2 separate regions of the Mus musculus genome follow, and region 1 is linked to region 2. The links are chromatin loops, found by intact Hi-C in ENCODE. Cell type or tissue: left cerebral cortex. All regions are shown on one strand.

Region 1 (8,000 bases), 52 kb after region 2:
GGTTAGAAAATGGGATCATCAGCCCACTGCTTCTAGAAAGGGGTTTCAGGCCAATGAAGGCGTGCCTTTAAAGGGGACCTCTCATTTCTTAGGTTTGGATCTAGGCTCTGCTGCCCTCCTATGAGATGTTACTTTACAAAAAATAGCAGGGTTAACCCACCATGCATTAGTAGCTCTGAAATAATATTTTTTCTTCTAAGTTGATCATCTCAAGTATTTTATCAGAGTTGACTAATATGTCCCTCTTTTGAAGACGTTATTAGTCTGAGGAACACAGGGATTTGCCAAATCTTTGCTTATTGGTTTGGAACTTCCCAGAGACGTTTTCCATAGCCCTTGGTGAGGATGGCCACACCCAGGATGGACAACAAGCCTCTCCTGGTCCAAGCAGAGAAAAATAGGAGTTCCTTTCAGAACAGTAAGTCTTGTTATTAGATAAGCTGTCCCTTTTTCTTCCTCGATGTGAGAGCTGGTCAGGTGGGTGGAAGCAGCCCTGCATTGCTCTTAGATATTCTGCCAGGACAGGAGGGTACCTAGGGAGGCCAACTAGGTATCCTTCTTGTCACTGGGGTGTGGTAAAGAGGAAGGATGGGTAGAATGTTCCTTCAAGCTCACATCTCTTGCTTTTTCCTAAAACTACCTTCCCTTGGATGACAATAGCATCGCTCACCCCTTCAAACCACATTTGCAAACTGCGTATGTGGAAAAAATCTTCGGGCCACCTAAAGGCTAAGGTGTGTGCAAATATGAGAGAAACGTGACTGTTGTGCAGATTATCTCTCTCCCCTCATACTTGACCTATTACCATCTGATATTTGTGAGTGACCCATGGAGACAAATTGCTATGCATTTGAGAGGTATCCACAGTATTTCGGCGTCCATGATGCACACAGCATTTCACAAAACTCCACAATCATATTGATATATGGAGATACCTTCCGGTTGTATGAACACAATGTATTTTGTAGAATTTGAATGTTACAGGTTATTTTTCCATGTATCCTTAAGGGTCAGTGGTTCAGTGGTATTCCCAAACCTGGAAACCAGATCATTTTCCTCAGTTTTCTCTCTAAGTTTCGGGGTTCCCTAGAATAGATCACAGGAACCCAGTATTAAGCATGTCAACTAAGAGGTACTTCCTGGCAATAAAACCCTGGGTGATATCAGAGGTTATAAAAGGAAGGTCATTCAAGTTTGAGACCACAAAGAAAATTCCTTGGGAAATAAACTTTCCTGGGTGAGATGAAAGGCCCCAGTCGGAGAAGTCAAAGAGATAGCCCCTTCACCCTAGCATGAATGGGAAATTCAAATCCATTGGCATTGTCATTGGCAGAGCTCCCGGTGATTGACATACATTGCTATCTTGGAAGACGTGTGAAGAAATGTCATTTCCAAACTTAAATAGCTGGAATCTCTATGGCCAAGGGGTGTCGGACCACGCACAGCAGGGAGCCAGCTTGGCATTTATCTCAGTTACACCAACACGCTGAACAGAGATATCTGAAAAGGAAGAGAGAAAACAAGCACAGAAGAGATTCTACTGCTTAGAAAACTGAAACCACGAGGCACACAAGCAGCCAGCAGAAGGAAACCCCCTTTTGTTACATCTCACCTGAATTTGTACCATGTCGTTAAAGACCCAAAGAAGCAAAGTTTTCCTGTGAATAACTAACTGGTATGGTAAGAAGGTGGAAGAGGAGCCATCTCCTCTTTCTCAGAGTCTGAGCAGTAATGACTACCTGGGCTTTCAATGTTCCCCAGTGAGGAAAGGAGACAGAATGCAGAGAGCTCACTAATGAGGCACATTGCAGCACAGGCTGGCCAATTTCTCAGTAGTCTTACAAGACAGCAGAAGAGTAAAACTGCTGCAGTGGTTAGAGGCAAGTGAGAGCAGGCCTTCTAAGGATTTGGATAAGAGTTTGTTCTTTGAATTTTGTATTCTATTAGCAGAAGAAATAGCAGCAACAACAACAAAGGGATTTTTTAAAGGACTGGTTTTTAATATATATCATATATAGTATATAAATTAATATTTTAGATTAATATAATGCTCTGAGTTTGTGTATGTTTGAAGCATAAGAAATATTGTACCCAACTGCCAACATGAAACTCACAGAAGGGCACTTAATGGTCTTGGAATTAGTACTAGTTTTTAAAAAGAAAAGTTGTATTAAAGGGTGTGTTTGGGGACTGAGGGTATATATAGATCAGAGGCAGAGCATAGAGTGTCTGAGGCTCCAGCACTACAAGAAGGAGGAGGAGGTGATGGGGAGAAGAGGTATTTTGGGGTGTTACAATTTGCCTAAGACTTTGGGTTGGCTTCAAGACTGGAGTCATTTCACAGATATTGAGGGAGTCAGACATTCCTAAGCAGCTGTGAATATTTCTTCACCTCTCTCCCTTGTGGTATGTCTTGCTAGAGAAAGTTACCCTGGAAAGCCACGAATTGCTTGGATCCTAATTGTAACATTGCTTTATCTTACATACACTGACACTCTTTAAAACCGTTAGGTAAAATATCCAGTTATTTATGGCTGCCCAGAGTATTTCTCCAAAGCGAGGTCCTTGAAAACATTCATTTTATGATGCGTGCAGATTCTGTGGTAGGGAGTTCAGAATGGATACAAGGGATGCCTGTCCTGTTCCATGGAATTGGAGGCTGTGGCTGGGTAAGCTTGGAACTCTTTATATATTTGGTTATAACTGTTGGTAGTTTTACATTTTATTTTTATATAAAAAGAGAGTAAGGTGTGTGTGTGTGTGTGTGTGTGTGTGTGTGTACAAATATTGTTTTCAAATTCCCAAATGCAACTGCTGAAAGATCATAAAATTAGGAGTTATGGCTGACAGTAGAGGCTTTGCCATTTTCCAAGACCATGGAATAGAACTGTTTAACACTGAAATGAGCCACAAACAGAGTCCTATTTGGAATGGTTGATAGAAAGGTAGAAAGTCTCAGGCCTCTCAGTATTTATACCTTGACTTCATCTTGACTTCACCTGTCTCTGAATATCCAGAATACCCCTGAAAACAACTTGTTTATTTTTTCTTTTTCAAAATTTATTCTTTGAGAATTCCATAGAGGTATATAACATATTTTGATCATAAATCCCAGCCATCCTGCCTCTTGCTCCTCTTAGAACCCCTCCCAACACCTCTCCTTTCCACCTCCACATCCTATTCTCTTTACCTTACTAAGTCTATTTAGAGCTGCCTGCATGTGCTTGGGTACGGGGCCATCCCCTGGAGCATTGGCAGCTACCAGCAGATACACCCTCACAGTAAAATCAGCTTTCTTCCTTCAGTAACCATCAATGGCCAAAGCTTTTATTGCCAGGGTTAGAGCCTAACCAACCCCTCCCTTACCCATGATGAAACATTGACTGCCTTGAACTCACGTGTGTCTCATGCAGATAACCACGGCTGCTATGAGTTCAGGAGCACAAAGGCTGTGCCATGTCCAGAAGACCTTGATTCTCAGCAGGCCTTGCCATCTCTTTGTTCAAGGGCAAATGTATGATAAAGTAACAAATTTTAATCGTAAGTTTTAGAGAAAAAAGATTATATCTCATCCTATTATAATTATTTTCATTTTTCCCTTTTTATTTTTTTAAACTACATCTGTGATTGTTAGATATACTTAACACATGCTTTTCTGGGTATTGCCATTTTTCTTTGACAGATGGCAAAGAGAATACATTATGTAGAGCTCAGGCTTTAACACTTTGTAAAGTTCATTTAAATCATGACTTATGAGACATAAACACCTTTTGTACTTAATCTGCACAAAGCTGGAAGTTACTGGCAGTGTCAAAAACAGTAGCAAGAAAAGTCTATTTCATGAGGTGGCGGGGGGTGGGGAGTTAGGAAATCCACGGGCTGAGCTCAGGAAGGGGTCAAGTGACGAGTGCTTCTTACAATCGTTATCATCTTCAGATTTTGTCTGTTTCTTCATCTGTCATTAAAATGTTTATATTTTTTTTTCTGATAGTGCCTTGTAAGACCAGGAAACAACAGTTAAATAAATGCAAAGAGGCAAATACCAACAGACTACAGAATTCTTCTGAAAGCACTCACAGGCTCTGCAATCTAGCATGTCTGTCCTGGGTCTGCTTTGTGGGACTCACTATTGGTGATACTTGTCATTTCACATTATGTTTTACTCATTGACATTTTGAGTTTCCATCCTGTACAATTGCCCATTAGCATCCATAGCAATAGTAACGCGAAAGGCTTTCATATTCTTTCCCAACTCAACACATAAACCATTAGCATGAGATGGCTGCCGAGAGAGAGGAAGATTCTGTTTTCCTTAAGGGTTAAGCCTCTGATGTGTAGACTACATTCCAGTGAAAAACCACACAGCCAAGAATATACAGACAGCACAAACTGTACTTTCTGGGGCAGGGTGGGGCGTGGGGGGAAGACATAAGTTGGAGAGCAAAGAGGGGGCAATTTTGAAAGATGTCAGGGAGGAGGAGGAAAGTATGATCAAAAGGCAATGAGCGAGAGGGGGAGGGAGGGAGAGAGAGAGAGAGAGAGAGAGAGAGAGAGAGAGAGAGAAAGAGAGAGAGAGTAGTTTGTTCCAGATGGATAAAAAATTAAAAATAAAATAAAACAACCAAGACTAACTCCAGTATGATCCAGAAACTGGATGATTCTGAAATGATGTCAACTTAGTCGTTTTTGAGAACTAAAAGTTCATCTTCATACATGGCTACACAATTCATAACCGCAAATATAATAAAGTTCAGGATGAGCAGAAACCATGGTACTAGTTAAGAGATCAGAGGCTTCTTGGCACTAGTGGAAGGAAGGCATATGGTCTCTCCGAATGACTCTTAGGCCAACTGAGTGACCCTCTGTGAAACAAGGTGGGCACGTGCTCTTACATTTGCTGAAAGCCACACAATGGCCAACACCAACACAGCATTCAACACAAACTCCAGGCACTGGCTTCCATCTTGGTGGGGGTGCTTGTGGTTGTGTGTGTTTCCATAGGCATTCACATATGTATATGCAGATATCCACATGTACACAGGAGGTATACAGGAAATCATTGTGCCTTTTGATCATTTTGTTGTGAACTGAAAACAACTCTTAAAAAGGAAAAAGAATTAAGGAAAGGGAGATCAGGTGGGCTTCTTTACCCCATAATATGAAAAATGAAACTTTACCACTCAGCAGAAGAGCTTCATTTAAAGAAGCCTGTTAAGGAATCAAGGGTTCAGTTGGCAGAATGATTCCAGGAAGGGCAAGCCTGCTGAGAGGAGTGAGAGAGCTTCACAGAGAAAGGCCATTAATCTGTCTCTCCAGGTGATGGTTGCTGTTTAGGATGCAATAAAAAGCTAGGCGAGAAGACAGCTAAGAAAAACGGAGCTGCCTTGGTTATGCTATGCCAAGGGGCATTCATGAATAAACCTTGCTCGGTAATCCCGTTTGGCTTGATGAGGACATATCTTGTCTGGATCCTGGGTTTGGGGCATCCTGCCATTCACAGAAAGAACTAACTAACAAGGGGCACTTCTGATAAATGGTTGAAAATATATGACTCATAAGGAAAGGTTCGGAGGACTAGACACGTCCAATTCACACGGAAGAAGACTCAGGGGCACATACTATTTTACCCCTGTAAAGTGGCATTACAAAGAGGATGGAGGCCAATTATTATCGCTAGTCAATGGAGACAAAACAAAAAGTAGTAAGCTTTGAGTGCAACAGGGCAGATCTAGGTTAAATGTTAGGAGAAATTTAACACCATCAGACATCATAGATGGCTAGGGACAGCACATGGGATTGAGTAGGCAACTTCTCTAGACATCACCAATGTTGAATTTAATGCCTTGATTCAGTGAGGTTTTAAACTAAGTCTTGTCTGATGCCTGTAGTCACTTGATATCTCCACTCACTTCCCTTGCATGCAAATGTATCTATACATCTGAGGGTTTCCTATTGTACATCTTTACATTGTAGCATCAAGAGAAAAAGTGCTTCTTAAACACATGTCAAAATACATTTATTACATCTGTTATTAGAGGGTTCAGCGTACTGCTTCACGACTCACAGAATGCACAGCTTCCGTCAGACTCTGAAGTGTTTTGCAGAAACATAACACTCAGTAGTGTCTAAACAAGCACATGACAAGAACATAGAAACATGCTTTCTAGGAATGAAATCCTTCTCTCTCTCTCTCTCTCTCTCTCTCTCTCTCTCTCTCTCTCTCTCTCTCTCTCTCTCCCCTCTCTCTCTCCTCTCTCCTCTCTCTCTCCACACCTGGAACCAATGAAGGTGAACTCTAAGCACTTACCCCCTACTGAAGCTCATTAGAATTTTATCTACCTAAAGATTGGACAAGCTTACCTCATTATTTCTCTGCTCTCTCATTGGCTACAAAGTTTCTAGACCTTGACACATCTTTTCTTTGAGCCATTAGTTGAAGCTGCAGTAATGAAGACTTCATAATGACTCATTTAGCTCTTTGCATTGGAAGCACCCCACATATTACCTCAGCAGCACACAGAATCCATCTATCAACCCACAGGCCTGGATGGGGCCGTTCCAGACAGAACTCACCTCAGAATATCTGGTGGCAGGCCATGTTCTTCTAACTTCCAGTGATCCCAATTTACATAAGACGACTTTCTAATGTGAGAGCAGCAAGATGACATAAAAAGTCCCTGTCATGTTGTTTGTTACAGATTTGTGTTTACCTTGATGCTGTGAACTGCCAACTGTTCATTAAAATAAGGTGAATTGGCATTAAGTCATAATCGGAGAAAGTACTCTCCTGCTGTACAAGATGGATTGTATCAATATAACACTTTGAAAAATAGCTTATTTTAAAAATAATCCCCAAATTTTAACTGCAACGGCAAGCCTCCATTCACAAGTGTAGATAATACTCTCTGTTTCCATGAGACGTTCATGCTGAGATGAGGTGCAATCGTCTCTCTGGTGGGGACTTATACCAGTTTCCTAGTCCCAACGCAGACTTCCTGATCTCAAAGGATTCCAGAATAAAAGACTGGAAATACCTAATCTTAGTGAAGACCACAGGCCAGAAGTAGAATAATTTTATATTTAAAGGAACACATAAATTGAGAAATGTCCTTGCAAAGTTATTTGAGCCACATTGGGCACAAATTGTTAAAAGGACAGAAGTTCATTTCAAAGTCTCAAAGCAGGATATGGTAGTTTCAACTTTGTTGAATGATTATTATTTATAGGCCAAGCTTAGAAAAGAAATGTCTCAGGTCACAGGGAGGGAATCACACATATACCTTCTTACCGGTAATTCCGTGAAGAGTTTTAGTGTACATAATTCATCTCCACGTATATTATTGTAGTATTTAATTTGTGTAGTTAATTTTTTCTGGAATTTCATTAATGTTTTTCTATCAGAAACTGTATTGTGTGGTAGAAAGCTAGAGTGTGGTGCTATTATGGATGGTTTATCCCTAACATAATTCATACTGAGGCTGGTCCTCTATGTAGTCGAGGAACCTTCCAGGGGCTTGGATTAGGGACTCCATTCTCACAAAGGGCTGAATTCTGCTCCCACATGGATGTCTTAGTTGTCTTGAGAGCAGGTTTGGGTAACCTGCTTTGTCCCTTCCTTCTTCCCAGCACACTTACTGTCTTTTCATGTTCTTCCGTGAGTTGAAATATCATGAGGCCTGTTACAGAAGCCTATAAAATTAGAACACCATGCTTTTGGATTTACCAATCTGTGAAACAAAATAAACTTTTTAAAACAAACAAACAACAACAAAAAAAAAGAAGCCGGGTGTGGTGGCACACGCCTTTAATCCCAGCACTTGGGAGGCAGAGGCAGGCAGATTTCTGAGTTCAAGGCCAGCCTGGTCTACAGAGTGAGTTCTAGGATAGCCAAGGCTACACAGGGAAACCCTATCTAAAAGAAAAGAAAAGGAAAGGAAAGGAAAGGAAAGGAAAGGAAAGGAAAGGAAAGGAAAGGAAAGGAAGAGAAGAGAAACTGCCTA
Region 2 (8,000 bases):
ACTTGGACGTTTCTGCGATTTCTAGCTATCATAGCTTTAGGTTATTTTTACATTACTCATTTTATTCCCCATGCCTGTAAAATGGACAGGGAACACTGAATTATTTGGGCCCAGACAAACTGCTCACTATAGCAATTAAATTAGGTGACATCCACACACCTGCCACCTGAGGGTTGGAAGGATTATTATCTGAGGGAGGAGTCACCACAGAGACCATCACATTGTAGTGCTCCTTTCGGGGAGAGGAGGGTGGACTGCGACATCTTGGCTTCGGTGTTGACTGGTCAGTCTCTCCCTTTGAGCTTCACTCCAGTGGTAAAATAAGCTTTGGTTTGCAGACAGACAATGCAGAGGTATACGCTCTTTGTTCTGCTGGGGCTGAGGAGATAACGAACCTGGGCTTCACATGGTTGGAACCAGGACTCAGACACAGAGGTCTGTTGCTACTTCTCGTGCTGAAGGTGGACCTGGGAGTCAGATCGTCAAAGCCAGGCTCCTGGATCCTCTCAGGCACTCATGGTGAGGGACTAAAGGTGGGAAGGCATTAGCAAAACTGGACTGGAAACATTCATGAGGTATGACATGAAGCATCCAGCGTGGGCTTCCTTCTGGCCCAGGAGTCTCTCTGAAGCAGGTTTCTAGTACTGTAAAACAGTCTTCACTCCATGGGGATAACAAAGAAATATAAAAATAAGAAATTTGTTTATTTGAGTTCTTATAGTAAATCACATTTCGAGTAAACTTTTAGAAGGGTTTCTGGTTCCAGATATTCTATATCTTCGTTCTCTGCAGTGGTTAAAAATGCTAATCAAGTCATTACAATTTAACACAAAGTATCCTCTCAATGTTTGAATGGTTTATTACATTTGGTGCATTTTATTTAAACCTTATTACTCATTTTTTTTAAACACTAACATTGAGAAATGAGTGACCTTGTGGAGATCTGAGATGTGTGTCTACAGAAAGAAATTATTGCAGATTGTGGGTCAAACAATTTTTAGAACCACAGCTAAGGAGAATGCAGAATGTTATAGGTGAGGAGTATTTGCCTTTAATGTTTTTTCAACTTACATCAAATTGAAGAGCTGTCCCCTAAGTGAGGCAGCAGCCAGGTGAAGCCCAATACAGGCATGGCTGTGTTCAGTAGCCTCTCTTCTTTGTTCCTACAATAAAGTCCGTGGTTGTGATGCTCACAGTGTATGAGACCTAATGTCCTACCATGCTGTCCCCTATTTCTATTCAAGAGTCATACCAAATGCTAAGTTATACTTTCTTCAATAAAAGAAAAAGAAAAAGATTTAAATAACACTGCCCCCGTGCCCCTCAATTCTCTTGGTTTTCTGAAATCAGAATGAATCAACATAACCAATAAGGAACCTGCTAGAAACTTGTATCCCAGAGTCGAAGTATCTGGAAAGACTAATCCATTTCTGATTTTTTTTTTTTAAAGCTATGAAGCCGCAGCCCTGTTTACATTCCAGTGAAGTAGTTTAGTAATTTATAGCTAATTTGTCAATGGGCATGCAGCTGTAGGCTGTGCAGTTTGAAAACAAAAAAAGAATATACCTCTCCCTTCATGTTTACATAGGCTCTGAAAGCCTGGTGTAGCGCAGGATGCGAGCCCCCAGAGTCATTAGGAAGGTCCACCAGCCTCTGAGGGTGGAGGGATGTTTGCATTATAACCCAACACATCATTAAGGACACAATTGTTATTTAATGTGGCACAATCATCTTTCTACCCTTCGTGAAATGCACTTAAGTAATTACCTTCTTAGCTCATTGCCTTTGTGAGCTGCCTACTTAGAAAGGGTTATATCTAAGGAAATATTAAAAAAAAAAAAGCCTGCCTCACACAATTGCCCCCTTTAAGCTGGATTGTATTTATTAACATATTCACGATGAAGATCATTTTTCCCTACTGCCCTGAAACAGTGAAGGGACTCCAAGATAAATCAATGCTTTAGAGCACTGGCCCAGGTTCAAGAGGCTAAGACCATGTTAGCCAAAGGCTCTTTTGCTTCAGCCATCCAACAATAAATAAATAAATAAATAAATAAATAAATAAATAAATAAATACGTACATACATACATACATACATACATACATAATCCTATACCTGTCCGGTGTGGGACTCCATAGCTTCAGCTAGATATCTGTTTAAGTCAATCAATTTCCTTTATCAATGTCAAAACACTATTTTGAAACTTGCCCTGGCTTTCTCTTTTGAAGACAAGAACAAATTTGTGGTGAGAATAGACTTTTACAAACCCAGAGAGCTCACTAAACTGCCACAGTGTCTCCTAACTGGTGTACTTTTGAGGACGAGCTTTGATTTGTCCAGATATTAAGATGGAAGAGTTAAAGAATGCACAAAACTTATTTTCAGAGCTCATTTAAATGTCTTTCAAGAAGATTTTTTTTTTTTAATGACGTGTCCGGGATGAGTCTGCATGCAGAGAGATTTTTGAATCATTTAAGGAAGGCAGAGAGCCCAGGCACAGAATTGAAATCACTTGAAAATGCACATCTGCATTTTAAACTTTAGGCTCCCTCTCAAAACACACCGTGCAATTGTGTTTACTATAAATACAGAGAGGTAAGTCTGAAACACCTTTATCTTATTTGGCCGCTCTGTGTCTGAGCCTCTTTGTTTGAACAGAAATGTCAGCTGTATTTTACTTTATTATATAAAAAAGTTTCGGAATTTAATTAAGGGTCAAGTACCAGCAGTCGATAAATGCAACAGCTAAAGAGTATTTCTGATCACTCTGAAGTCTGCAATCATGAAAATTATTATCATTGAGTAAAACTGGTCTCAATGATGGTGGCTGTGAGATGGATTCTGTGTTACTCAGCCGTCATTTACATAATAATGGGTTCCAGTTCTCATCAGCACCTTTTGTTTGTACAGTGCTTACTGCTACAGTAAATTGTCAAAATGTCATCCCTCTCCAATCAGCCAGAAAATATCAACAGTAAACAAGGCACAGGAAGAAATTCTCTGATTTGAAGTGTAGCGTCGGAAGAGAAGAGCTGAAGTCTCTGTGATCGCATGAAACATGTTATTGTGGTGTCCCCATAATACAGCCGCCCAGCAAATGAAAGCCACTTCTTTCTCCTGCCACCTCCACCCAACCCCTTTAATGAAAAAATATTACTCTGCCACTGAGGTCACTGGAAGCCCAGGACCATTTCTGGGCATGTGTGGATTCACGTATGGACTTGTCAATACCACACTGTCCCCTCTTACTAGGATCAGCCTTGCCCATTTCTAGCGGGGGTATGGCAGATTCGAGGGGGTCTAGGTCTTTCCGGTTTCCTTGTCTATGTCCAGTTTTGACTCTTGGCCAGTGTGACTGCAGAGAAGGAAGGAGTTGTGTGTGAATTTGGCCCAGGACCTGGCTGCTATCAAATTGGGCAGACACGGAAAGGCTCCCGTCATTGGCCCAAGGGGAACCTTTCTTGTCTCAGCTATAAAGCAAGGATCCAAGCTGGAAATTGGCCTCGGGTGGCAGTGGACCTGATATCATCCACCCTCTGTATTAATAGTTGGATGTTATTGAACTCAGAAGCCAGGGACCAAAAACAGAGTCACAAATTTGGGGCATCACGTCCCGGTGTCTGGTTTCAAAATTAATAGTAATTTTTTTCATCAACGTATTTTTCTGTTCCGGAGTGAATCCTCTGCAGAATCAGGAGAGGATGCGGGTGAATTAGTACAGCAAATGCCTTCTAACCACTATAGTTACCAAGTATGTTAAAATTAAAGACTTCACATTGTGTTTGAAATAAAAACGAATATCGTGGCACCCTGCCAAGAGTCCTAGAAACCACTCTTGTGTGGAATTGAAACATTTGGCTCATATAATACTTAATTTATTTTTATGAAATGACACGTTATATAAATGTATGTTTAAAATAGAGAAGCACAACATTTTTTTTTTCAGTAAATTTCTTTGTATTCTGGCTTACACAGCTACACATAGCTATGGCACAGCTAAACAGAATAACAGCAAGAACAACAACAGCAACAACAACAAAACCCAGTAAGTTTTCCCAAAATGTTTCTTTTTAGGCAATGTACCCTCTCAAATATTTCAAAACACGGCCCTGTAGTGAGCTTGTAGTGAGGTTGCTTGAGGCAAGGCTCTGGGGAAAAGAAAAAAATCCCAAGAGTTTTAGAATCTATTGAAATGAAGTGTTGACATCAGGAATATTCTGTATTGCTTTCCGTTTCTTGCCGTGTACTTTATTTTGCTTGGCTACCTTTAATTTTCCTCCTCTCCCTCGCTTCTCTTTGCAAATCCAACATTGTCCAAACCTTTTGGATTAAGAAGCTTGGCTGAACTTAAGCGTTGCAGTGCTGTGGTGATGCGTCTGTGATGGGGGGCGAGGGGGGGGGAGCGGCACTGCGTTTGTAGTGGGGAGGGGGGCGAGAAGCCAGGCAGTGCAAAGAAATAGGGCTGATCAGCAGTAATTACCCTGACACCTCATGCAGTACACGGAATTAACTCCTAGGACTTGGGGCCGAATGAAGAAGTTGATGTCTCTCGCAATGAATGCATCAGTGGCTGAACCCATTACCAGTTTAAACGGAGATGGGAATTTACAATACACTGTTTTCTTCGGGTTGGGGAATGTAGAGCGGTGTGGAGAAAATAAGAAAGTAATTCAGGATGCCACAGCAAGAGCCACGTGTATTTCTATTGAGGCTTTTACTTTTTGATTCCGTAGCCTTCCTGTATTATGTAAATAAAAGTGGAGGGCCCTGGCAAAGGTTGTCTGGAAAAACAGAAGTTCATTGTCTTAAAGAGGAGGTTAGTGTGCCACTAAAGTAGTGAAGGTATTCCACGACTGACTTATAGCTAGGGAAGTGCTGGAAAAAAAAAATGCACAGCAGAGGGGAACATTGCTCAAAAGGCAACTAGTTAGCAGCTGCCACCATGACCTTTAACTGCATCCATGGTAACTGGGCTAAAGATGGAGTTCCATTTTATTATTCTCACACCCACAATGTTAAGCTTGTGAATCCCATTGCAATTTAATGGCTGAAATCAGAAGGCAGATCTGTGTTCATTGGACCAGTGCCGATACCCTCTTAGCTAATGAGCGCAATAAACATTTTCATGCCAGGAAGGCAGTGCGTGTGGAAATATCATGACATACAGAAATGTACACCCAAACACAAAGAAATGGCCAGTGTTTCATATGGCTTTGCATATTCCAGCATTCAAAGCCAACCAACCATCTTTTTAAGAAAAGGAATTAAAAAAAAATAGAAGAAAAAGATTGTTAGACTATTAAAATCTGCGGCACACCACAAAGCTTATTGTGGACGAGCAGACTGAAGAGTTAAGAATCTGGAGCCAATGACTGCTGCTTCCCATTCTATTGTTTTTTCTTAATGAATCTTATTATTTATTACTCTGTGCTTCCTTTGCTATGGCTCTCATGTGCTGGCATCTTCCCCCTGTGGTAGTTCTGTGGGAAACAGTGTGGAAGCGGGACCCACTTTTTTTTTTTTTTTTTTTTTTTTTTTTTTGGTACCAATGAAGATGCTTCATTGAGAGTTTGCCTTTCAGTGATGTGTAGTTTGCATTTTCTCAAGAATGAACCTAAACTGTTCACTATCCTTGTCACGCTGCTGGATGTCGGGACACGTGTAGAATGTGTATTTTAGATGATGGCTCTCACTAACTAATACTTACCACTGCCCCTGGTGACAATTTAAATGAGCGCATTCAGATTTGAGTTTAGAATGAGCTGGGGACAGAATCTGCGCACTTCCATTCACTAAGAGCCAATCTCGAGAGATTTAAGCATCATCAACCTGTCATACAAGTTTTTGATTGTAACTCGTTGCCACTCACATTCCCAAGAATTCTTTTTGAGAGACTTAGTATGTTAAGCTCACCAGCATCCACGGGTGGCTTGTATCAGAAGGCTACCAAGTGTCCTTGAAGCCCATGAGATTTGTTCTAAGACTCAACTTTGTAAAAGTACTCTTGCAAACCTACATAGAATGTACTCTGAGAAATTCCCACACTTTCCTCTGCTTTATCTCAGTAGTTCTCAGACACCCAATGTATTATTTTGGTTCAATTGTTTCCTGAGCAGATATGGGGGGTAACACGTTTCCTTATTTATGAACAGTGCATGTTTCCCTTCTGGAGAATCTTCAACTGGTTTGCCATCAGAATCTGCCTGTCCTGAAGACTACAAAGGTCAGAGAGAAAGTACTTTGGATGCTTCTTATCTTTTAAAGCAATGCCATTTTTCTATCATTTCTATCAGAGAGTTTGGGAAGGGTTCAAAGAAAGGGGAAAAAGATGAGACAAAAGAATTGAGAACTCTTAGAACTGAATAATCTCACCTGTTTATTTGACTTCTGAAAGGGCAGGATGCACCTCCATCAGTTAATAAAAGGTGTTCCATCAATTTAGACAATTATATCAAAGCTTAAGACTGTCATGAAGCTGTTGAGATCTCCTAGGTGACATTAAAAAATAATACGCTTTAGATCACATCATATATTAAATGACAACTGCCAATTTTTAAAAGACTACTCAAAAATCTCTCCTGAATGACAATTTTGAAGTTTGAAACACTTTGTTCTTAACAGTCAAATTCATTGATGTGAAACTGCTGCTTCTTGACTCAGGCAATGTGGCTAATAAGAGCTGTTCTGTTTATTGGCGTGAAAGTGGATTGTAGGATACCGTGTTTACAGCCGCCCCACATCTTTGCTTAATTAAAGCACACATAGGAAATGTTTTGCTAGCACATTGCTTGCTTTGAAATAGCTAAATATGACTTACATTTAAATATTTACCACCCCCTTGACTTGGTTTTTCTTTATTAGATTCAGATTAGATTATAGCCAGAACAATTGCATTTTCTATCTTTAGTCTAGGAAGAATTTATCACAGCCACCACAGGGAAGATCCTTAGGGCTTATGATGACCTGGCCAGCCCCAGCACTGTGGAGGTCCAGAGGTGGTAGGTAAGTGCACCTATCATTCATAACTCCTGTTTCCTTAGCATGCACCATCATGTCTGCTTGTCTTGTAGACTGCTATGCAAGCATCTACAGTCACAGGGTGGCTGACAGGCATCACCGCAGAGCCAGAGAAATATGATATCATTTAGTCACCTTTGTACAAACTCGTTATAAATTTCAGACCCAGGAGGCCTGATGCTGGCTGGACTCTCAGTGGAACCTCACCTCAATGGAAATCCTTTGTTTATTATCTGGTCCACTTGGGAAGTTCCCACTACCCCTTGATGACACAGGGAGACTGTCAGCCTAAAACCCAGACATCAACGATAAGAACTGGAGATCCAGGAAATGAACTAGATGCCACCAACTAGAGTCTGCAGACTCTGTCATTTCTAGGGAATCTTTCTTTGGTCACTCATCCCAGACTTGCATTATGAGACAGCTATGGCTTGATGTGTAGCCTTACAGGGTTGCATAGAGGCAACTGGGCTTAGCTGAGTTCATGCGGTTGGAATCTGGATGATGACTCTAATGGCTTTGTAAATACTGGAAACTGGAAGACCCAGCTACGTACTTGTTTTGGTTTTCTATATGATCTGCTCTGCCATGCTAAGACATGGCAATGGAAGCCCTCGCCAGATGCCAAGCAAACACTATCACCGTGTTCTTGAGTTTCCCAGCTTCCAGAACTGTGAGTTAGATAAACCCTTGTACTTTAAAAATTAGCCAGTTAGATATATTCTCGTGTGGTGGCAATAGAAAAACAACAAAGTTGGCTTCCCAAAACTGCCTTCTGCTTATCACTCTGTGGTACCTGCCAGTTCCAGTCCCCTCTTCTTGATTTGACTCTCTATATTGTCAGGCACAGCACCGAATGCTTCTGGGTAGTTTGCCAAAGTTCTTTGTCATTTTCTACTTTCCAAGACCTGGCACCTTCTACAGCATCCTTCCCTTATGTAGAAGGAGTGAAATCCTTTTCATTGTCTTCAGCAACAGAAT

Evidence for each region. Hi-C counts contacts between places; a loop is a spot of excess contacts. Peaks named below come from ENCODE experiments on the same cell type or tissue, not always from the same donor. Only the 100,000 strongest peaks of a DNase experiment are listed, where the experiment ranks them.
Region 1: a loop joins it to region 2, with 2.3 times the contacts of the local background. A loop is called at or near these places in 3 of 42 quality-filtered maps.

The regions. Positions count from the first base shown.
Region 1 is chr1:42,297,351-42,305,350 of GRCm38, reverse strand. Gm28175 (a long non-coding RNA gene) reads right to left here. Exons shown (of 4, transcript XR_865384.2): 4 at 1-3,496. Among named protein-coding and RNA genes, the nearest start is that of Gm28175, 43 kb to the right of the region's middle. In left cerebral cortex, no CTCF peak of the experiment used is centred here; DNase peaks (open chromatin) are centred at 1,471, 1,755, 2,399 and 3,673.
Region 2 is chr1:42,349,095-42,357,094 of GRCm38, reverse strand. It overlaps Gm46088 (a long non-coding RNA gene), which reads left to right and starts at 6,155. Exons shown (of 3, transcript XR_001778901.1): 1 at 6,155-6,225; 2 at 6,910-7,004. In left cerebral cortex, no CTCF peak of the experiment used is centred here; DNase peaks (open chromatin) are centred at 3,812 and 4,972; H3K4me3 peaks cover 454 bases.